Linked DNA regions of Homo sapiens: region 1 is linked to region 2. A link is a loop called in an ENCODE intact Hi-C map of the cell type or tissue named here. Cell type or tissue: heart right ventricle. All regions are shown on one strand. Each heading gives the region's core, and the rest is flanking DNA. Links, peaks and the distances in the headings are about the cores only.

The links. Hi-C counts contacts between places; a loop is a spot of excess contacts. Peaks named below come from ENCODE experiments on the same cell type or tissue, not always from the same donor. Only the 100,000 strongest peaks of a DNase experiment are listed, where the experiment ranks them.
Region 1: a loop joins it to region 2, with 2.6 times the contacts of the local background. A loop is called at or near these places in 9 of 110 quality-filtered maps.

What each region holds. Positions count from the first base shown.
Region 1 is chr3:159,601,315-159,613,607 of GRCh38, reverse strand. All of the region lies in intron 4 of IQCJ-SCHIP1 (IQCJ-SCHIP1 readthrough), which reads right to left. The region is part of intron 1 of SCHIP1 (schwannomin interacting protein 1); the gene reads right to left. Among named protein-coding and RNA genes, the nearest start is that of IQCJ-SCHIP1-AS1, 160 kb to the left of the region's middle. In heart right ventricle, for the core only: no CTCF peak of the experiment used is centred there; a DNase peak (open chromatin) is centred at 9,097; H3K27ac peaks cover 1,694 bases.
Region 2 is chr3:159,267,697-159,280,619 of GRCh38, reverse strand. The region is part of intron 4 of IQCJ-SCHIP1 (IQCJ-SCHIP1 readthrough); the gene reads right to left. It overlaps SCHIP1 (schwannomin interacting protein 1), which reads right to left and starts at 7,376. Exons shown (of 8, transcript NM_014575.4): 1 at 6,737-7,376. The coding sequence starts at 6,799. RefSeq lists a silencer at 6,693-6,893. In heart right ventricle, for the core only: no CTCF peak of the experiment used is centred there; a DNase peak (open chromatin) is centred at 6,797.

The DNA.
Region 1 (12,293 bases), core at 4,294-12,293, 330 kb before region 2:
GTCAGGATGCATCTTAAGTTCAACCCGTAGGTCATAAAATCACCTTAACAGGAAATTGTAATTAGTGAAAATGCCTTCAAACAGGAATATTTTAAACAATGTTTGAAGTTTTAAGTGAGATCAGATATACATAACAAAATTAGAGAAAACAAATTTTGACAAAATAAATTCATAAACCTATTGATTATTTACTTGACTCAATTTTACATTGGTTGATTGTTTTTATATTGCCATAATGTGCTTTATTATCTTATGATTGCTCTGAATGAAGTGTCTACTTCAATATTGAAATATTCTGTCTGGCCAGTAACATAAGACATAAAAAAATCAGATTTTGAGGACTTAAACCTCAGACTCAATTATTCATATAGATTCAAGGGTGTCTCTCATATTCTATCTTGCAGAATTTCAAAAATGAAAAATGAAGATTTTTGTCTTGGTTTATACAGTAAATCAATTTTTTTGTTATTTATCAGAGTGACAAAGTGTTTTCATTGCTTTAACTCTGTCATTTATATGAGTAATTGTCTAAGTCTTCATATTATGTGACCAAAAATGACATGTTGCCTGTGTTTATTTCTGACTGACTTTCATGATCTCTTTCCATTTACAATGACTTGGAAGTTAGTTTTAAAAATTGTTAAAGAATTTAATACTTATCTACCTCATCATATAATTATAGAAACACAATAAACTACATCTGGCTAATCATCTGATTAAATAAGGGAAAAATAATCTATCTCAACATCTTCATCTGAAAGAGATGAAAACTCCAGTCCAAGGAAGAGATTTTCCTGGCTAAGGAAATAATTTTTAGACTTTCAGATATCTGAAGTCTTTGGTAAAGGATTTTTAGTGTCGAGACACAGTCTCGCTCTTGTCACCCAGGCTGGAGTGCAATGGCGTGATCTCGGCTCACTGCAACCTCCGCCTCCCCGGTTCAAGCAATTCTCCTGCCTCAGCCTCCTGAGTAGCTGGGATTACAGGTGCCCGCCACCACACCTGGCTAATTTTTCTACTTTTAGTAGAGACGGAGTTTCGCCATGTTGGCCATGCTGGTCTTGAACTCCTGACCTCAGGTAATCTGCCCTCCTTGGCCTCGCAAAATGCTGAGATTACAGGAGTGAGCCACCGCGCATGTCCGAACAATTCTTAATATAAATATTTCAGTCAGAATTATGCCAACATTGAATTATTTGGTTCAACAAAGTATTTTCTGGAGTGAAAACCTCTAGGCCAGTTTAATTTCCTGATTAATTTTCTATAGAGTGCATTTAATGGTTTTTAATATTTTTCCCTTACCATTTTTATTTTACTAAAATTATTTTCACCAGGATCAATTCTTTTCGTTTAAATTTTATATCAGTATTCATTTTTGTCATTGATATCTTAAAAAATGATTATAGCTTTGGTCATCATGAGTTTTTCTCTTATGGCCATTATTTCTGCAAAGTACAGTTTTTTTGAGTCAGTTTTTTCCTAACTAAATTTTCTCAAGAATATTTTATATTTTCACTAATTTTTAGTTAATAAGTTTTATTGGGTACAGTTTTAATGCCTGTAAAGTTTTGATTTTAACAGCAATATTAATCATTCTTACCTGGAATAATTAATAATGAATTTTATAAATTATAATTTCCACTTATGAGAAAAATTATATGGAATTTTATAAGAGAGAGGGAGATTGAGAAATACACAGGGGGTCAAGGAGAAAGACACCGAGGAGAGGAGTGGAGTGAATGACACTGAAACCCAGCAATACAGGTGGGGTCAGAAGCAGAGGGTCTTCTGGTGTATTTGATGGGCATCTTCTTCAGTTCACTGCAGTTCACTCTTGGGGTCAATTTACTCATATGTAAAAAATTAGAGTGGGTTTACCTATGCTATTTTGGGAAAATAATGGCAGAGCTCTTTTTTTGTTAAGTTCTGGGATACATGTGCAGAACATACAGGTTTGTTACATGGGTATATATGTGCCATGGTGGGTTCCTGCACCCATCAACCCGTCATCTAGGTTTTAAGCCCTGCATACATTAGGTATTTGTCCTAATGTTCTCCCTCCCCTTCCCCCCCACCCCCCAACACGCCCTGGTGTATGATGTTGCCCTCTCTGTGTCCATGTGTTCTCACTGTTCAACTCCCACTTATGAGTGAGAACATGCAGTGTTTGGTTTTCTGTTCCTGTGTTAGTTTGCTGAGAATGATGGTTTCCAGCTCCATCCATGTCCCTACAAAGGACATGACTTCATTCTTTTTTATGGCTGCATAGTATTGCAAGAGCTCGTATTTTTAATCAGCTGCACCATGAGTGTGTCCTACAACTTCTCAACTATCTCATCTCTGACATTCATAAGAACTGGAATCATAAGCCTGGCTCCCCGGACTTGACTGTGCTAAAGGAGTTGAGTTAATTTTCTAGAAGTTCATGAAATTATCTACACAGAGTTTGTAATAGGAAGAAGCATTTTGCTTCTGAATTATATTTCTGCCCTGCCTGTATTGGCTTTATACCACAGAGTCCATGGCCAAGTCGCCTAACTGCTTGAACCTATTTCTTCTTCTGTATCTGGAGATAATATTCTTATTTTGCCTGCTTCTTAGAGTTATTAAGAGGGTAAAATGTCATAATAAATATGGAATTATTTTTAAATCTGTGAACTGCTAGATAAAAATAAGATATTATCACGTATGGAGGTTGAGTTTCGAAACACAAATACACCTGTCATGGAAGGTTAATTTGATTTTCAAACTCTTCCTCTGGATGTTTCATTGAGCTCTTCACTGAAAAATGACCAGAATTTTATATCTCCATGTTACAGCACAATTAAACCATCTTCCATGCAAGCTCTGAAGAGCAATAGAGATTTTTTAATACCATTCTATACCAGACCTCTGGTCCAAGCAAAAGACGATTTCACGCTAATGATAGCAGGGAGCAATATAACCAGTTTTCCAGCTTTACAAGAATATTGTCAATAGATTTTGTTTCAAACTCCAAAGGGTAGGTGTTTGATGTGGCAAAGGAAAGAGAGATACCCTAATGAAAACAGAGGGAGGTAGGAAGTCTTTGGAGACTTCCACTGCAAGGGTCTTTGAACCACATTTGGCATTCAAAGTGAGAAAACAAACTGAGCTTTGAAAAGAACAAGACAAATACAATATTGAATCCGACTTGGAAAAAAACCAAATAGGTCAGTGACAGAACATCACCCCCCACAAAATCTCGGATTCATGCCTGGAAAATGAATAAGTGAATAGGTAGGTAACTCCTCATTTTCCAGGGCTGTCAGTCAACGGTTCCTATCAGTTCCACCTCTGAAATGTATTTTATATCGTTTGCTGCTATTTACCACTGACTCCACCTCCATCCCATGTCATCTCTCATCTAGGGGGAAGTTGGGTGCAGAGGAGAGAACACTAGCTTTAGAGACAGACAAACTTAGATTTGAATTCCAACTTTGCCACTCAACCAGCTGTGAGACCCTGAGCATTTCTATCAAATCTGTCTGAGCATGGGATTCCTCATCTGTAAAATGGTAATAATATCATCTTTACAAGTTATGAGGATTAAATGAGACAATGCTTAGCAAAATAATGCTTAGTATAGTATGTGGCATAGGGCAGGCAGCCCCTCGTAGCATAGGTCCTTCCACTCCTGTCTTTCCATTTCATCGTTTCCCATCAATTCTTGCTTTCCATAATGCATGTCTGATTAGGTCATTTCCCTCTCTGCTTGCTGTGGTTTTCCATCGCTTAGCAAATAAATTCTAAATTCCAGAATGTAATCATATCAGTGCTGTAAAAAAAAAATACCTAAAATACAGTTGCTTAAATAGGACAGATGTTTATCTCTCACATAACACTCAGAGGCGAGTCGTCCAGGGCTCGTAGGGCAACTCTGCTATCTCCAGGTTTTAAGCGGCTGCTTCTGTTGGTTCCATCTCCCACCTAGTGGGAAGGGACAGGGCTGGAGGAACTCATATCAGGCTCTTTAGGGGGCACATTCTGAAAGTGGCACTTATCACTTACAATCTTTTTGGTTGAACCTTAGTCACGAGGCCACATCAAGCTGCCAGGAAGGCCAACGAGAAATACTTCAGCTAAGCGGCCACACACTCAGCTAAAACACAGGAGTTACTTCATTAAAGAAAAGGATCCTGGATATTTACAAACAACTAATAGCCTTTGCCATTAGCTGAGACATAAAGTGACATAATAGAGCATTTTTCTAACTTTATTTCACTTTTCTTCCCTTCTACGTACCTCATGGCCTATGAACACTGGACTACTCACTATTCAAATATACAACCTGCTTGCTCACTCCAGTTCCTTTGCACACGTGTGCTTCCCCCCTACCCACCTAGTTGGTTCCTCCTCATTGCTAAAGGATCGACTAGAATAGCTCTTCCTTTGTGGAACCTTTCTTGATGCCCTCCCTCCACTGGAAAATTTAGCCACTGCACTTGTCTTCTCTTGAAATTTTGATATAACTTGGAGAACTTTGTTTATGGATGCATCTTCTCTCTAGGTTGGAAGCTCCTCAAGAGTAGAGGTTATATTTTATTCTTATTTTGAATCCCTAGAAATTAGTATTTGCTTGGTTTATATTTATCTAGGTATGATGAATGGATGGAGTTTAAATAAAAGTAGAAAAATCAAGCCAGTGATTCCACTTTAACTGCTACGAAAGTGATGGCTGACTACTTGTAAACTGAGAGAGTGCCTGGAAGCAGAAGAAACAAGGAGACTTTATTGGAGTAATTAATCGGCTTGTTTAGGACACCAGCTATCTTTTTCTCACAGATCCTTAAACAACCAAGTACTTATTCTGTTCTTTTTAAGATGGGGAAACTGAGGCCCAGAAAGGCAAGAAACTTATCCATGGTCATTCAGGTCCTAAAAGCAGAGTTAGACTCTTGCTGAGGTCTCCAAACTTTCTTTGTAGAGCTACTTCCATTATATCCCAGTGCTCTAAAAAGAATTTTATGTGCCATTGCAAATATTGAAGTACTTAACTGGCTGACTGAGGTTGGATTTATTTTACAGCATTTTGAAAAATCTCTGGTAAGTTAGTAAGACTCTAAAACTCGGCCACAGTCTGACACATTACTGGCTGAAAGAGTAAAAGGGAACAGACGGACAGTGTTGTGTGCAGCAAAACAGTAACTGTCCTAGTCCAAAAATTGTAATAGTTTGTGGCCTAGTAAAGAATGCAATATGTCACTTTTTCTTTTTACTCATGACAATTTTCATGTATATATTTTGAGACTAATTTCTGAGAATATACATATTAAGCGATATGCTTATAAAATGTGGAGTATCAGTATTGGAGATAGCATGAACCTCTCAATCTGTGAATTGAGATTTTACTTTAATTCCATAAAGTTAGCAAGTTGAATCACTGAGGTCTCCTTGACCAATAGCAGATACATCATCATGGCTTTCTGGAATTTAGTGTTTAACTCAGATGTCCATAACGATCACATTGTCTTGCTGAGCTTTAAATAACTTTGCCTTGAGCCCACATCTGACTTTCTGAGGGCAGCCCAATGGCTTCCCCAATAGTCCTGTGAATTCCTGTGGCTCATGTTCTCTTGGTCCCTCACAGCTCCCAGGGTCCACTGCCTCTGGAATCTCAATTGTGCTAGGGGCTCTCCTCCCACACTGCCGACTTCCCGTGCTTCATGCTAAGCCACAAGTGGCACTCAGCTTTTTTTCCTTCCCTCAGACCATCCATATAAGACATTTATATGTATGTCAAACTTGACTGAAGTTTGAGTCTATGGAGAAAGCATTACATTATGGAACACAAAACCACTTGACATCAGATATCCCTCATTCTTCACAACCCTCTGTCCCAGCTACCTCACAGGGGGCTCCTGTTCTCTTCAAGCTCCGGCTGCACCTCATGTTGCTCAGTCCTCCTACGCTTAGGTTTCCTACCTCTTTCCTCCTGTTTTCTGACTCTTGACAACCTCTGAAAACTCAGTTTCTTTCATATTTTTGTGCTGCTAGGTTTTGCAGCCATTCTCTGTGGCCCTGGTTCTCCCTTGGATACCCAGAGCCTCATTAATGTTCTTAGAGAAAGAAAGGGCCCCCTCATTTTACCAGCAAGAACAACTGACAGAGGCTTAAACAGTTGAATGTCTTCTTTATCCCTCCCTTATCGATCTCTGTTATAATTTTGGAATTTAGCTTTCTACTGATATAAATATGCTACCTACCTCCTTCCTCAACAGAAGTAGCTAAAATTAGGTGCAGTTTTAAGCAAAAAAAAATTCTGCCAGATTGTTATATATGATTTAAGAAAAAAATCAAGAAGATAAGGTGTGTAAACAATTATTGGAACTGAATGACTAATGGTAGTAAATCCCAAACTTATTCAGGACAAGAAAGTTTTAGAGAGCAAAGTGTATGTGTATATAGAATTTAATTCATATATCAGCACTGAACTCTTCAATAGGAAAATGGCACTAGAAAGAAAATGGTAGTATAAGAAGGGTGGGCGTATGAAAACATTCTCAAGACTGTTCTTTTGCAGTTTAGCCCGTGAAAAGGGTTTTAAGTTTCTAAGAACTGAAGTGTTCAAAAGTAGAATGACCATCTACTATAATTCTGAAATTATTTGTTTTGTGTGAGTCTTCTCCTTTCCACTCCTTCCTCCTGTCACCAGATCCATCCTTCTTCACTTTGCTTTAGGCCCAGGAGGTTAAGCACTTGTGGGTCACATTATCTGGGCTCTCATCCCCTGGCTTCCAGTTGGATTCAGCCAATGGAAGGTCTAGCAGGAATCTGGAGGACAGGAGAAGTCAAGATACACCTTTTCTGTTCCTTCCCTACCCTGGGTAGTGTTTTCTGCAGATAACTGTATTATCGCATGATTATATTGTTTATCTGGTCGTTTCAACTCTCCTGGCTAGCCTGCTTCCTCCTCGAGTCCCTCAGGCCTGGGTGGTAACAGCTTCTGGCCCATGTTTACCATGGGTGTCCTGCCATCCTTCTTATTCCTTGAACTCTGCCCATACCTCTTAAGTAGCCCCTTCACTAAAATTTCTCAAACTATCTTGGTTGGAATCTGTTTCTTAAAGCTATTAGTAGATATTCTGAATAAATGTTTGTGGTGGTAGATATTTTCTGATGCAGTAAGATCATGATTTCCAAATGCTGTCTGTGGGCTGGTTGGAGATAACCCTGACAAAGGTTTCACTGGTCCAGTATGAAATGAAACTTTAAAAAGAAGGGCAATATAGATTTTCATTAAGTTGAATTGGTACTGTATTTTTTTTTATTATACATCTCCTTCCCACTTTTTTGAGGTGAAAATGATCCTTCTTTTATGATATAAATGTATACTTAAAAAATGTTCTTGCTTGGCAAAGTAAAAAGCTACCAGTGAGTGCTGTGAATTTATTTGAAAATGTACTAGTCCGTAAAATCTGAACGTTGAGGGACCACTGGACTCTATGCTTATGAATCAATTCCCCCAGAAAGACATTTGCAGAGACTGCCAATTCTGCAGTATTTTATGAACAGAACTACCTGGGGAGATTCATGTAAGAACACTCTGCCCTAGATGTCACAGTTCGAGTGCTTTCTGCTATGTGAGGCAGCTGTAGTGTAGATTTAAGATTTCTGCCGCAGAGTCCTGTGAGGTAGTTCCTGTATCTGAGTTTCTCACAAGCCTGTGGTAGGGACGTGGGGTGGAATTACTCTTATTGTTTTTCCAGGAGAGTGAGTCTCCAATACCTTAGGAGGTAGACTGCTCTAGGTTGTCCCCGCTGAGATCCTGTAGCTACCCACTCACTTGAGGTAATTTCTTTATATGATCAGAGTTGACAAGAATTGTTATCCTCAATTAAAGGATTCTAATTAATTATTTAAATAAGCCTTAACTTTGATTCATCAGTTTGATTATCTGTACTATCTCAAACTTTAACGTAGCTGTTTTTTTCTTCCCATTTGATTGCATTTTTAGGTCAGCTGGCATTTCATATACTGACATGTCAAAATTTTATGTGTGTCCTCAAGAGCAGACTGTTTTTTAGAACTGCCACTGCCATTAACTATCTGGGTGACCTTGCCTAAGTCCCTTAACCCCTCAGATACTCAGTTTCCTATCGTAGAAGGTGATAGGATTGGTCAGGAAGATCTCTACATTTCTTTCCAATTCTAAAAGTCCACGATCTAAGCCTCAATTATTTCCCAGCACTGAGTTCACTCAGGAGTTCAAAACCAGTTCAAACCCATAAATTAATTACTGGGATTTTAATTCATTTTTGCCAGTATTATAATGCCTGTCTGTGCATGTGGCACTGTGAAATTTAATTTGGCAGATTAGTAACATATATGATTAACATTCTTGTCAAAAAGATATGCTCCCTGAAGCCCTACATTTATTATTTCCTAGCCCACCCTCCTTCTAATGCTTCGCCCTTTTAAATCTTGTCTCTGATTATGAACTACAGGTTTCAGCCTCATCTAAATTTCAACTCTTCTAGCTTGGGCTTTCCTACTTGTCATTTTGGATCAGCCCTGTAGGTGCATGTTTTGTTCATCTCACGTCCCTTGATTATTTTTCTCTGGTAGAAGAAAAGTAATATTTCAAATTAAGTCAGTAGCTCTGTTAGCAAATGTCATTGAAAATTTCCTGGGTCAATTAGTAGCTGCTGCTTGTTTCACAATTTGGTCATTTTAGTGGCGTGAGGTTATGGCTGATCATCTATGAGAAATTAGTTTCTTGGGCTGTGTCTGTACTATGTTCAAGTGACTTCATGAAACATTTTAAATGTAAAAACTCTGATTACCTGTCAGATACATGTCATGCCAAATATTCTTATGAGAAACACATGAACTGTCAATAACATAGGCAAAATGTGCTGACAAAGTCTGAAATTTTTACCTTTAAATTGTGTTTAGATATTGAAACAACTTCAAATGTAGATCTGATTTATTTGCCTGTTTTTAGTTCATAGTGGAAAGGTCACAGTGACCCTCAATTGCTGGTTTACTTGAATAACTTCCCTAGTAAGCTGTGAATGAGCTGGGGCAGGCCACTGTCATCTGCCTTCACTTATCTCAGTATTTCCAGCCCCTGGCACAGTGCCTGGCACAGAGAAGCCACTCAGCAATGCCAGTTAAGTGAGCGATCTCACTGTGGTCACCCGTATCATGCTTTGCCCACTTGTGACCAAGTTCTTGGCATGAGGAGACAGCAAGGAGAGGGAGACGTGAGCCAAATTCATCTAAATGATTCTCTTGGGTCTGCAGACTTACTCAAGGGAAGATACAATAATCGTCATCAAAGAATGTGCCTGGAATTCTCAGGCTGCTTATGACTTCATTAGGAAATTGGGGATAGGCACACAGCACAGAAAAGACAAAGATGGATGTTGGTTTATTCTTACGTTTCACTCAAATGCCTCTGGAAAATTGCCAAAAAATGAGTCACAGTTACATTTACATTTTGGGTGAATTTTTCTCCTTCAACCCTGTACTAGATCATGGGGTGCTATAGCTTGAATGTGTCCCCCAAAAGTTCATGTATTGAAAAGTTGATCTCCAATGCAGCAGTGTTGAAAAGACCTTTAGGAGGTGATTCGGTTATGAGGGCTCATTCATCGATTCATGGCTTAATGGGTTATCAAGGGAGTGGGTTAGTGATGGCAAGAGTGGGTCTGTTATAAAAGACAGTTTAGCCATCCTTGTGAGCCCCTTACCATGTGATGTCCTGTGCTCCCTCAGGACTCTGCAGGTACTCACCAGCTATAAGCCTCTCACCAGATACAGCCCCTAGATGTTGAACTTCCCAGTCTTAAGAATGGTAAAAAATAAATTTCTTTTCTTTATAAATTACCCAATCCTAGGTATTCAGTTACAGCAACAGAAAATGGATTAAGACTTAAGACTATAGGTATTGGATAGGGTTAGAAATAATTCAATAATCAGGAAATTCCTTAAAACAGGATACTTTTCCTAATCATTGATACTGCAAAATATATATTTAGTCTTCCTCCCCAGTTTCCTGGCATAGCACTCTAAAATCCTTAAAACATTCAAAGTTATGTGTCATTTTGTATGTTAATGAGTTCACTGATGGCTGGCAGCCCCTAGATAGCTTCAGGATGGAGGCTTGTCACTGGAAACAACAAGGCAGGATTAGAGAGTTGGGACTTTCAGCCTCACCCCGCCACCAACCTCCAGGTAGGGAAGAGAGTTTGAAGGTTAAGCTGATCACCAATAGCCAGTGATTTAATCAATCATGTCTATGTAATGAAGCTTCCATAAATCCTTCAAAAGGACAGGGTTCAGTGAGCTTCTGATAGCCAAATACATGGAAGTTCCTGGAGGGTGGCATACCTAGGGAAGGCATGGAAGGAAGCTCTGTGTCGTTTCCCCCGTAACTCATCCTATGCATTTTTTAAATCTGTACTTGTGTTTTTTTGTAATACCCTTTATAATAAATGGATAAGTGTAAGTGTTTCTTTGAATTCTGTGAGCTACTCCAGCAAATAAACTGAACCCAAGGATAGCATTTTGTAAGGACTCTGATTTACAGCCAGTCAGTCAGAAGCACAGGTAAAAAAATCCCTGGGGCTTATAATTGGCATTGAAAGTGGGGGACAATCTTATGGCATTGAGCCCTCATTCTGTGAGATATCATGCTATCTCCAGGTGGAGAGTGTCAGAGTTGAATCGGGGAACACCCAGGTGGTATCTGTGGAAGTGTTGCTTGCTTGGTGTGGGGAAAAATACCCCACACATTTGGTCACAGAAGTCTTCTGTGTTGATTGTTGAGTGAGAGTATAGGAAAATAATTTTGGCTTGTTTATTCCTGTATTTTCAGAAAATCCAAACCTTGGGCTGATGTTTTGTTTGTTTGTTTCTTTCTTTTTTTTTTTTGAGATGGATTCTAGCTCTGTCGCCCAGGCTAGAGTGCAGTGGTGCAATCTTGGCTCACTGTAACCTCTGCCTCCCAGGATCAAGCAATTCTCCTGCCTCAGCCTCCCGAGTAGCTGGGATTACAGGTGCCTGCCACCACACCCAGCTATTTTTTGTATTTTTAGTAGAGACGGGGTTTTACTATGTTGGCCAGGCTGGTCTCGAACTCCTGACCTCGTGATCCACTTGCCTTGGCCTCCCAAAGTGCTGGGATTACAAGTATGAGCCACCATGCCTGGCCCGGCCTGATGTTTTCTTTTAAATTTTAAATAAGATCTGGATTCTGGTTCAAGATGGCTGACTAGAGACATCAGGCACCTGCTGTCTCCAGAAAGAAGAGCCAAAATTACAGACTATCACACCTCAAATAGAACATCTAGGAGAGAACACTAGAGTCCAACAAAAAACTCGTGGGAAACACCTGATGTACAGATGAGAACGAAACAAGTGGCCAGCTCAGCCAAGATCAGCCAGGAGCCTAGAGGAACGTGGTATTGAGGGGAAAGAAAAGATTAAGTGAGAGGGCTTCAGCAGTCCATATTTCTACCATAGACTGCTGCGATGTGAACCATGGGAGAGCTCCTCTATCCACATGAATCCCTGATACCAGATGGGTGGCAATTTGGAAACCCTATGAGGTTATTGAACCAGACAAGGAACTTGTTCTGGGTTACTCACCCTCCCCTATGAGACCTAAACGGGTATGGCAGAGTACACTTTTGGAGCACAGCCAACAGGAATAGCATTCTGCTCTCGGAACAATAGCCCTTGTATCTCCCCATCCCAGGAGCTTTTGCTGACATTACCCAGTGACCACTTGGAGGTCTGCAGCAGCATACCACTGGCTAGAGCCAAAGGTGCTGCAAAGTCCCCAGTACTCTAGTCCACAGGGAGTACTACACTGTGGGAAAAGGACAGTGCAATGCACCAAAAGGCATCTCCTGGGAAAAAGAAAACCAAAGTGTTTGCTTTCCAGAGCCCAAGAACTCCCTGTCTGGGGCTGTGGGAAATGACTCCATCCTCAGCAGCAGCACAAACTCTGGTGCTCCAGCTTTGCAAATGAAGAGTGACATCCTTTGCCACTGGCAGAGCAGCCTCTGTGCTTAAGCTCTCATATAGAGAATATGACCCCTCCTCCCCCTCTGCATACCTGATCCTACTGCCAACAAAGGCTAGGGTGGGTGGGCCGGAGGGCTACCTGTCTGAGGTGGTGAGTAACAACTACAACCTAACTGGCAGTATGGTCTCTGTGCTGAGACTTCATGCTAAAGCAGGGCTTCTCTCCCCTTCTGTGTGGTGCTGTGTTGCTGCTTCCATAGAGAGCAGAAAAGACTGATAATAGTGTATGGGGGGGT
Region 2 (12,923 bases), core at 3,456-11,455:
AATAATGTGATAATGCCACCCTGTGTTCCAAATATCTCGAAGCACGATCTTGTTAAGCTTTCGTGTCCCTTTGAGACTAACGGGAATTGAGCCGACTTATTCATTTTACAGATGAGAAAACCCTCCAGGAGATGAGTCAAATGTCTGAGCGATGGCCCTGCAACTTATCACATAGGTCCCAGGTCTAGATTAAATTCTCCAAACAAGGCCAAGTGTTCTAGGAAAGGACCTGAAAAGCTCAGCTAGCATCAAAAAGGGCCAGAGAAAGATTCATAGAGATTACTAGGCAGGCTAGTATAATAAACCAGTGAAAGTGGTGGAAACACACATTCCAGGAGGGGCAACAAGGCATAGTCTAGGCATAGCAATAAAGCATAGTCTAGGCATGTGGCCAACTGGAGTCAACAAGAATCACCATGGTCATCAGAAGATCTAATGTGACATCAGGGGCATTTTACAACATCAGGGACACTGGAGTTTGGCTTTTCTTTTTTAGTTTATCTGAGACCCTCTCATAATTACAGAATACACTGCTATGCATATTACAGTAAGCACCAGGACTCTACCCCCCATTATAGAAGAAATTCCCTTCCCTGAATTCTAGCAATCAGGCCTGAATGCATGATCTAAACCAGTCAATGGCATGGCCCAGTTCAGGACTTTGGATCTGGAAGAAGTGTCTCAGAAAAGTGAGGGGTATTTTTGAACTGTGTAACCATTGCATCCAATGTACTGAGGCCAACAGCATTCCAATAATGTTGCCTCTTGTGTGTGCCTTTCCATGGGTTTCTGGCCAACCAACTTCCTTTAGTTCCCTTTTTCTGAGCCTGATTCTCTAGCCTTCCTGTCAATTTAGTGAGTTATCTGTTGTGTTTCTAATAAATTATTTTTCAGCTTAAATTACCTAGGGTCAAGTTCTATAGTTTGCAACCTGAAGACTGAAATTAGCAATGGTCAAGGCTGCAGTAAAATTAACATCAAGCAGATCTAGCAGGCTATACCAGGTTTACAGCAACAGGAACTGTGGGTTTGGAGGAAGAAGTCTTCCCACAGTAGAACAGAAGTCCAGGTATGGCAGAAAGTACTAAGTGCTCTAAAATCTATTTTATTTTCTTATTTCTATGTAACCTGTAGGATATTTCTCAGCCTCCCTTGCAGTTAGGTATGGCATGTGTATTAGTCCATTTTCATACTGCTATGAAGAAATATCCGAGACTGGGTAATTTATAAAGAAAAAGAGGTTTCATGAACTCACAGTTTCACATGGCTGGGGAGGCCTCACAATCATGGCAGAAGGTGAAGGAGGAGCAAAGGCACACCTTACATGGCAGCAGGCAAGAGCGTGTGTGCAGGGGAACTGCCCTTTATAAAACCATCAGATCTCATGAGACTTGCTCACTATCATGAGAACAGCACAGGAAAAACCTGCTCCCATGATTCAATTACCCTCCATTGGGTCCTCTCATGACACATGGGGATTATGGGAGCTACAATTCAAGGTGAGATTTGGGTGGGGACACAGCCAAACCATATCAGCATGTGACTGGGTTCAGTCAAAAGAATGTGAGTTGAGTGATGTGTGCCTCTTTCAGAATGGGCCCACTAGAACCTCCCACATGTGCCCTTTTTCCTTTCTATTTTGCTAGAAGGGAGACAACTGTAAGGTGGTCTTGAGAGCCATGTGTTGAAGATGGCATAGCTCCCACCATCCTGGGTTCTCTGAATGACTATATGAAGAAGGGTCACCCCACTGTATTGCTTCCCCTTTCAGTACTGATGCCTAAACAGGAAAAAAACTGCTGTTTGTGAGCTATTATACTTTTGGGGATCCCTTCGTTACAGCATAGCCTAGATTCACCATGTATGATAAATTAATCAAGCAAAGATTCAAATTCAGAGCAGGGCCAGTATCTATGCTGACTTGATATTGACCCCTTGAATTGATGGTCTACAGCTTCAGGATTTCTCCCAATTTATAAAAGAATAGATGACAATTGGAACAGAATCTTTAAAGGTATATGATGCAGCTATAGCTATACAGATTGAAAGGATACAGGCGAAAGAGCAAAAAAGCTCATTAGAGATTTGACAGTCCTAAATAGAATCATAGAATTGATTAGTGATCAATGAATTCTAAATTTTTCATTTCTTTTTTATGCATTGTAGTATCTCTATGCTAGAGATAATGAAAAGATAAATTATAACTCCAGTTCTGCTTTTTTCTCCTTTAACCTAGTTTTCCCTTCTCAAATAGATCCAAGTGATGCATCTTACTCTCCCTCCTGGGTTTTTCCCAACTCCTGAGGTTTAAAATAAAACCTACCTGGGGTTTTATTTCCCAGTTTTCCCCTTACTCCTTTTCAAGTGGGTGGTTTCTCAAGGAGCTCAGGGAGGATTAATCATCTCAGTTCTTGTAATCACAAGAGTATGTACCCAGTACATATTTGTTGAATGAAGAAATTATTGCTTTCTTTTTTAAATGAGATGACACTGCACTGATGACCCTTATCCATGTCTAAGTTGGAAAAGACCTTAGAGATCACATAGCCCTTCTGCTACACATGCACACACACCATTAGGGAGTCCCCTTCTATAGCATCTTTTATGTGGGTCATCCAGTGTGACTCATCTTTCTGGTGATGAGAAGCTCAATGCTTTATTCCTATACCGTTGAAAAATAGCTCCATCCTTTTTTTTTTTTCTTTTGAGACGGAGTTTTGCTCGTTGTCCAGGCTGGAGTGCAATGGTATGATCTCGACTCATTGCAACCTCCACCCAGTGGGTTCAAGTGATTCGCCTGCTTCAGTCTGTAGCTGGGATTACAGGCACCTGCCACCATGCCCCACTAATTTTTGTATTTTTAGTAGACAGGGTTTCATCACTTTGCCCAGGCTGGTCTCGAACTCCTGACCTCAGGTGATCCACCCACCTCAGCCTCCCAAAGTGCTGGGGTTACAGTCGTGAGCCACTGCACCAGCCTGTAAATATTATTTTTTAATTTCTCCATAAATCTTCCACTGATTGCTCAGTGTTGAGGTCCCTTACTAGTCACATATTCTGATAGAAATTCCCTTGCCCAGGGGTCAGTAAATTGGTTTCTAGCTCCAAATTATTATTCCATTCACAGGTCTTTATCTTCTCCACCAAGACATCAGAAAAAATTCTTCCAAGCCATACTAAAGTCCAGATACAATGCTTGTATTTATATTTCCAGGAATCTTAACAAAAATGAAACATAAGCAAATTTGTATGAATTGCACTAAGGCACTGAAGCTTTATATTCTTTTATATCTACTGTCACATCATTAGGCTGAGTCTGTCTTTGACTGCTTTTAAAAATAGATATTTACTATATCATGGGTAATCAATGTACATGCTTTCTATACCAACATTGTATTCTACACAGTACAGTTCCATCAGTTTCAAAGCACACAAAATGAAACCGGTGGAGAAGTGGGGTTTTTTTTTCCTGCCATTGTGGTGCACAGGAGTCAGAGATCGAGCACTAAAACAGCATTCCAGAGAAGCATGCTACTGAGGTCAATCCAGAATGTTGGATTCAAAATGTGTATTGCATCAAGATGGGTCTTATTAATGGAATCAGGCACTGTGTGATGTAGTGAGTCAACTCCAAAAGTGTAGATGAGATGGTGTGAAAAATCCAAGATGAGAGTCAGAATTACAGGACAAATTAGGCAAGATGGAAGTGGGCTGACTTCGTCCCTAGGACTGGCTGCCTGGATGTGTACTTGTTCTTTACATGCTGCAACTTAAGTTTACTTATGGGGGAGAGTAAAATCCATTTAGAGGGACTGGAATTTGAAAAATTAGTCAAAGTGAGAAAAGCATCATATCCAGACATTTCTATTTGGATAATATTCCTGGACTTTCAGCAATGTGTATATCTTGCATGAAAAGTCCCTAAGCTCTTTTCTATTCTCTGGAAAAGGTAAGATTACTCCATCATTTCTAGTAATATTTAATGTAAATCTCAAATCAGTCAGGTCATACCTAGTTAGGTCCATCATGTAATACAAAGTAGGAATGTACCTTGCAAATAAAATTGGGACAGAGAAAGGAATAACAGTAAAATGTAGTAACTGAGGACAAAAATCACTTGATAGAAAGTTTTATGATGAATCATCAATCTATAGTGATTCTCTGGGATGCTAGGGTACCTCTCTTGAGCCTCTAATGTCCACTGTGCCCCTTGTAGTGTTAGAGACATACTAAACAAGCCTAGAACCCATTTGGAATCAATCAGCATCCTGCTCACTGAAATAACCCCAAGGATCCCTATGTCCCTCTAAGAAGCTACCATTTAGGACCTTCTTGCAACACATTTCAGTTTCAGGCTCTTCCCTACTGGAACTTCTCCTGTTGGGACTGTAGCTAGGGGAGTTGCTTCTACAGGAATATGTGATGGAGACTGATGCAACAGAGATGAGACTGAATACCTTGGATGTAAGAACTATTTCCAAGATGAACTAATCTTTCTTAGTGCCAAAAGGGTTAAAATCAGCAGTAAAAACCACACCCGCCAATTAGCTGCCTCTATATTCAGCCACCCTGCAAAGCATCCTAACTAGGGTGGCTTTCATAAATAAATATGCCCCTACATTCTTTGTAGCCAAAGGTTATAAATCCCTTGCAAGGGTGGGTGGACCACAGTAAAGAGATCTGGGAGCATATTTTTACATTGGCAAGAAAAGCAAAATGTCACTCAACTAAATTTAAGATTGTTCACATACATCTGCTACCACCAGAATGTTATTTAAAAAAGAAAAGAAAGAAAGAAAAAGAAATGTGAATATCTAACAGTTTAGCTCTGAACATTTTTCTACTGTTCAGGTGACTGTTTCAATAATGATTGAAAGGCTATCAAAACAGAAGCAAACATGTGCTTGTAGTTTGTCATACAGCAACAATTTCTGCTTAAATAAATACATAGACAACAATATCTCAACTACAGAAAAATGTGTGTGCTGGATAATAGTTATAAATATATCACTAAAATGTTTGGAAAAAAAGCAGCAAATATAAAAGTTACACTTCTGACAATATCACAAATGAGTCACATCCTTCAGAGAGACAGAGACAAAGATCAAATAAATTTCTGAATCAGAATAAAATCTGACACCATTTCACAGCAAGCAGATGCGTTTTATGACATGAGTCTTGGATTCTTCTGGATTAGAATGTACAATTTAATAAACCAGAATGATTTGTTCAAAGTTCATCAGGGGCTGCAAATGGATACAGTTTGCCATAAGGGAACAATTTAAGTTTAAAATCACAGAGGTACATGCAATGGTGTGTGAAAAGTCCTACTTACCTATTAAACCAAAGCAGAATAATAAAATTTTGGGAAATGAAACTTAAAAAAACTGAAATCATAAATCTACCTTTCATTCTTTTCAAAAACTGAGGCCTTTTAAATACTGACATCAATTATGGAAATTATCAGTGGATCTATTGAGCAAAGATGACAAAAATGTATACTAAGGTCTCCTTTATATAAAATTGTTACATCCTCTAAAATTATGCACTTCATACACTGTCAAAATGTAAGTACCATTTATCCCAAAATCAAATGCCAAATTACTGAAGAGTTAAGAAGCAACAGTAATTCACTTGGAAATTATCCATAACAGAAAGAATCCATTATATTTGAATTGGAGGTCAAGCTGAGTAAATTGCATTTACTACTGGTTTTTAAATATGAAGAAAACTACTAAAGGAAATAAATTTTATAATACAATTATATAAAAATATATTTTATTAGGCTTTAAAATAAATGATTCTGCATAAATAAATGTTCCAAACTAAGTTTAATTGGCCTGAGAAAAGAATCATGATTTGTTAAAGTTACTTTTTAATGACAATATGTTCTCTTAGAAAAAAATTTGAATAGCTAATCAAAATATCTGTTGGGGTCATTCTGGGTAGTAATTCAAAGTATTATTTCTTCGTTGGTTGTGTCATATAATAATATCATAGAACTACAAATTTGATAGTCTAAAAGATGGAGTTAAAAGATGTTTTTGAAGAAACCATTTTTTTTATTTCTGGTTTGAAGATTTAAATTGAACATTTTGAAACTAATTATTTTCAATAATGCTAAAAGTACTATTTCAATAGCCCATATATAATTTTATAAAATTGTCTGTTATTTCTACTTATAATAAGCTGCCACTCTATACATTTCATACCAATAAATTTGAGATTTTTTAAGTCATCAAATATCTCCCATGTATTGACATTAGAATACCTAGACATTTGTTCTTTTGGTAACTGAAAGTATAATCTAAATTGAAAAAGTTTAACACTGATCTTCCCAAACTGTACAAATCAGGAACTACTTTCCAAAGAGAGTCTTGTGCATACAAAGGGCAACAGATTGTACATTTGGAACTATTTACATGTGTATATTAAAATGCTATTTCCAAAGTCCACTGCAATGCAATTAGTTTTGGTGCACTACAAAAAAGAACACTCAAACTTAGATTCTCAAAATTCAAAGCACCAAATATCCACATACTAACTATGCAATGAGAAAGTATTTTTTTCAAATGAACATTCCAATATACCTTAAATGCTTAATTCTGAATTTAAAAATGTAATGAAGGCCATCAGCTTAAATTTAAAGTTACTTAGTTCGACTTTGAAGTTTTCTCTCTTCATTTGTAAAAATATGATACACCTAAAATAGATGGTAGACATTTGTAAAACTTACACTGTCAGAGTGCTTGCCCTGGTCACAGTCCCACGTTGTAACACGCTGCCCGGACCTCTCCATGGTGCTGAAGAGTTACTCTTGCCCATTTGAGAGGGAAGAGTTGTTTATTCAAATTGGCTTTGAAAGAAATCCGTAAAGGGTCACCTGGGTTAGCTAGTAAGGTTGTCTAAAAAATTTCTATAACACACACTAAATAAGTGATGCTTTTGCCCTTCGGTTATCAACCACCATGCTCAAGCAGCTCAAAGTAGATTTTGGAGCAGAAATCTTCAAGTATTGGCAAAAAAGAGCGAGAGCTTTTTGGGAGATGAAGTTTGCTGATTTTTGCCAGTGTTCTTCAAATTGATAAAACACACAGAGAAGACAAGGCTACTCGGAGAACAGAGGATTCCAGAAAAGTTCTTGATCTTAATGCAGAAAAGAAGATCCCATTAGTCCAAAGCAGCCGATTCACTTCATGCTATCATCTGATCTACTTTTCGATTAAAAATAATACAATAAAATAGAGTTAAGAATTCCACAAGGCACTGCACACACCATGTAAACAGGTCTGCCTCATTCTCGCCCCAGCCTCGGTCTGCTGAAGATTATCACAGCAGAAATCAGGCTCTGTGGCTTTCACAGATTATCTCTTTCTGAGGCTGAAACGTATAAAGAGCCACATGACACCCAATGATGTCATCTCTAAAGCAGGTCACAGTTGCTGCTGTATATAGATAAAGTCCTTCTAGTGAAGTATTTAGCATAGTGATTTTCTTGAAAATCTACTTATATTAAATAGCATGGTCTTCTATCAAAATACTTAACCCTATCGATACAGTGCCATGAAGAGAAAATCAATTTGCTGCTCATATGTGAGATGAAGCCTCCCCTTTAAGCTAAGATCAGCTTCTGGTACTGCTTTAAAAAATGAATAACTGCCATTAATTTGTGGTGAATATAGTGAAGAAGGGCTTTTCCCTGGAGAAGCTGCTGTGGGAACTAGAGGCTCTCTAAGGATATAGAATCTACTTCTAAACACCTCTCAGAATATTTAGCATGTCCAAAAATTATTTTTTAATTCAATCCATAAAGATTGCAAAATAAAAATTAAGGAAACCATCTTCAACTTCTAACAACAGTTTATGTAACAAAATTAAAAAGTTATATAAACATAAAAACATCTTACTATCTCTGAAACGATTGGAGTATATTTTCAAGTGTTGGTTAAAGAAAAACGTTCTTTAACTCACTATTTTTAGATGTTTTTCAGTTCTGAATAAAGTAAAAATAGAAAATTAGCTATATTATTACTAATCTGCACACCTAACTGGTAATTCATAGTACACATATTCTTTTAAAGAATGTTTAAATGAGCAATGTCCATGATCATTCTTTGCAACATATTTTTCTCTTTCTATTTAGTCATATGCCATAATTTATGATTTTCAGCCATAATTGTCATTTATGCCAGTTAATAAATTATCTAATCCCCTTTCATGCCAACTAAACAATTCTTATAGCCCAAGTGAAGAATAACTTGAAACTAATCTAATTAGTGCTTATTAAATGTATTCCCTCCCTTAAGGCCAAATGGATCAAACAAAAGCAGCTTTCCTTTAAGAGCACAGTATTCTGTCATATTTTTGAGAAAAAACCATAAATCTGAGGAGAAAACAATTTTCCACACAACCAGTGCCACTGAACAAATTCTATTAAAGCAATGGTGATTGTTCTGGCATCTCATCAGGAAAATATTGCCTCACCAGCTTCTCACCGCGTATCTAAAATATCCAAATAAAAATTGAGAATGCTAAAATATCCAAATAAAATATCCAAATAAAAATTTATTTGGATAAATTTTTATCCAAATAAATTTATGCTAAATATCCAAATAAAAATTGAGAAAAATATCCAAATAAAATTTGGAATATTTTATTCCAAAGGCTAAAATATCCAAAAAAAAATTGAGAAAAAAAATTGATCATCTAAATGTTCTGATCCACTTCAGTTTCCTAAATAAAGCAGATATTTTTGGTCAATTTCTACAGTTTAGTATTTTCTACACTTTAACAATGATGAAGATTATCTGGGGAATTTTTAAAAATTTAAAAGTCCCTGTAATCCCAGCACTTTGGGAGGCCAAGGCGGGTGGATCAAGAGGTCAGGAGTTCAAGACCAGCCTGGCCAAGATGGTGAAACCCCATCTCCACTAAAAATACAAAAATTAGCCAGGCGTGTAGTGGGCACCTGTAATCCCAGCTTCTCAGAAGGCCGAGGCAGAAGAATCACTTGAACCCAGGAGGCAGAGATTGCAGTGAGCTGAGATCGCACCACTGCACTCCAGCCTGGGCAACAGAGTGAGACTCTGTCTCAAAAAAATAAAAATAAAAATAAAAGTCCCAGGCTGCTTCTCAGATATTCTGACATGATAGATCTGTTGTGGTTCTGGAATATGCATTTTTATAAAAAGTTCCAAAAGTAATTATTATTTGGAAAACTCTAATTAATATATTACTATATAAAAAATCATATAAAAATCAAACTGACTAAAAAGTATTTGTGATTCTTAAAATGATTTTTTTTAAAAAGCCCAATTTTTGCTTCCTGAAGTATCCAGTGTTGGGCACCCCCTTCTTATTTTCTCAGGCTTCCATAAGAAAGCATTTTCCTAAAGACTCCTAGCCTCTGATTTCCATCCTTTTCTCCTCTCTACAAAGGTGGAAAGAGCTACACTGATTGGAGGATTAGGCAAAGGAACTGGGCATCTACAGCTCAGGATCACCCTTCCTCTGTCTCTGTGTGGGATCCAGCTCCCTGCACAGGATTCACACTGGCTTGCCCTGTGGGTGAGACTGGTAAGTTTCTCTCATTTCAAAGTTCAATAGTAAGATGTCAAATGTTGCCACAGTCAGAGTTACACCCTCCAATCCAGCTTTGACCGGAAATAAAGTTGAGATTTTGATCTCCCTCTGCCTAAATCTCTTATTTCTGAAAATAAGTTTCTAAATCAAGAAAGGAAAATGAGTTATTTATTGACTTTCTAAAACTCCATCTTCCAGTACTATTGTTTTGTTGATTAGATTTGTTTTTTATGTAAACCCTACGAGCCAGTTAATGCAACAAGTTTTATCTGTGAACTTAATAAAATTTTCATTTGCATAATACAGCTCTATAGATAGAGGCCTATAAAAAGGACATGTATATAAAACTTTCATTGGAAGTTTTGCTAAATGCATTGTTCAACTCATTAATTGCATTATTGAGCCACTTAGAGGAAAATTCGAGTTCTTGGAATTTTCCTTTAACAACTAGTAACTCTAAGATAATGTTTCTCAAAGTGTGTTCCATGGATCCATTAAGCCCAGTAAGATGTGACTCATTTCAGGTTTCATGCTCAAAGAAGCATAGAAAGTGTGAAAAAAATACAGCCTTCCTGCAGAATCAAAATGTGTAGAAACTTAAAAAGGCTCGAAGAAGTCGTAAAGTAAATAAATTGACTCATTTTACCTCTCTTCCAGTTAACATTTACCAACGTCCTGTAAAAGTAATATTTCAGGTACCACATTCAGAGAAATTCTGCTCTAGAAGATGTTTCAGCAGTAAGATTTTTCTTAATAGTAGCACCTAAACCTTCTATACAATTAATCAATTAATAGTTATCATTGCCTATGTTATCAACAGCTCTGTTACAAGAATTGACAACCATGACTGAGGAATTTGTAAATTCTGCAAGGGCATAGGTTGTTTTCTTTTGGTGATCATTGTATCCCCAGTGCTTGGCAAAGGCCTGGCACACAGTAGACATTCAGATAGTTGTTGAACGAGTGAATGAATGTAGACCTAATCCAGGGATGTGAATAATTATCCCCCACCCCGAAAGATGTCTCATTTACAAAAGACCCTTAGGCTAATGAGCTTTCCAGAAGAAATGTAATACAATGATACATCACTCTCCAGTTTCACTACATCTAATTTCTCCTCCGACCCTAAAGCGTCTTTTATACCCATTCAATGAGTGGAATGTTGGTTATGTTGGTTTTTTGTTTTTTTTTTTTGCAGATATAGTAGGTGCATATATTTATGGGGTACATGAGATGTTTTGATACAGGTATGCAATGTAAAATAATCACATTATTATCCGTTAAGTAATCACGGAGAATGGGGTATCCATCCAAGCATTTATCCTTGTGTTACAAACAATTCAATTATACTCTTATAGTTATTTTAAAATGTACAATTAAGTTATTACTGACTATAGTCACCCTGTTCTGCTATCAAATAGTATGCCTATTCATTCATTCTTTTTTTGTGTGTACCCATTACGTTAACTATTCTCAGTTGCCCCCCTCCAGGCTCCCACTCCCTTTCCAAGGCTCTAGGAACCATCCTTCTATTCTCTCTGCCCATTAGTTCAATTGTTTTGAATTTTTAGATTCCATAAATAGGTGAGAACATGCAATGTTTGTCTTTCTGTGCTTTGGAATGTTTATTTGTAATAATAAAACTGGATTTATTATGTAGGTGCACTCTGTGTCTAAATTAGAGATCTAACAATTTATCTCACCAAGCCATAGAATAAAAACAGAATTTATATGAGGACAAATGCCAAGAGTGGACTTAAGGTAAACTACACAGAAAACAAGTTATTTCTCAACTATCTTTATCAAAGGTGACATACTTGATGTCTAGATTTTCACATCTATACTCATAGGTCATTAAGTGTAGAGACTGCTAAGGAAGATTTATTATGTTACTATGGATGAATGAATCAGTGATCAATTAACTGTCAATTTTGCATATCGTTCTGAACTCACGCAATGTTTAATATTAGCAGTCCTTTTGAAAAAATTTTAAATCCCCAAACCAGAACAACATGTTTATTTTTAAACCTATCAAGAAAAATTACCCTCAAACCATGATGTTAAAAGGATAATTTGGGAAAAGGAATCTATATTATCAGCCAATATTTAGAGACATAAAAGGGAGAGGATGTTTGTGGTATAAAGATACTATTTTATATAAAAATAGATTTATGCATACTGTCATATATGTTTATATATTATATAATTTGTAAAACTTTGGAAAATGAAATACTCTCTCAGGCTCTGGTTTGAAAGAAGAGGAATGTATCTACTTCTAAGTAAATACTAAGAAGTCTTCTCTTTTTATATATGGTTAATATATTCTCAGAACCAAAATTTGGAACAAATAGACAAAGAATTTGTGCTATTTGGGGGTCTGAAAGGAAGGATGAAAGATAATGTTTGGGTACTAAAACATTAGAATTCATGAGACCTAAATTTATAACAGCTGAGCTTAATACTGTAACCTGTCCCTGACCTGGAAAATCTAGGTTATTAAATTATTAAGTAGCACAAAGCTTACATTCGCTATAGTTTGTTTTTTGTTTTTGTTGTTGTTGTTGTTGTTTTTGAGACGGAGTCTTGCTCTGTCACCCAGGCTGGAGTGCAGTGGCACAATCTCGGCTCACTTGCAGGCTCTGCCTCCCGGGTTCAAGCAATTCTCCTGCCTCAGCCTCCCAGGTAGCTGGGATTACAGGCGCACACCATCATGCTCAGCTAATTTTTGTATTTTTAGTAGAGACAGGGTTTCACCATGTTGGTCAGGATGGTCTCGACCTCCTGACCTCAGGTGTTCTGCCCACTTCAGCCTCCCAAAGTGCTGGGATTACAGGCATGAGCCACCACACCCGGCCCATATTCTCTATAGTTTTAAATATCTCAAAATTGTATTAGAAGGGGTCCCAGAAATCCTCTTTCAGGGCTGAGTTTTCCCCCAACCAAGTGTGACTTTGTAACAAGACTTTCTCCCTAATTAGTCACCAGAGTTTTCTTGATGTATTTAAAGCCTGGAGGTTGTAAATCTGAAAAGGGCAATAAAGCTTGAGGATAATGAAGCAGTTTGAATGTTGGTGAATACGCCGCGTTCAACAGCAAGGGTAAGACTGACTTTTAGAAGTATATTTGGAAAGGTTTGGTGGGTCATCTGGCTAGCTGTTGAATATCCAGACACTCTTGCTAAATGCCGGGACACTTAAGCAGTGCTGTTAACCTAAGCATCCCACAGCCTTCACGCCAGAAGTAACACTCAGGTGTTACTTCACACCTGAGGTAACAGTCTTCAGCTGGTCCAAATCGGTGGTTTTGACCCTGCTCAGGACTATAATTCCTCTTGACTAGGA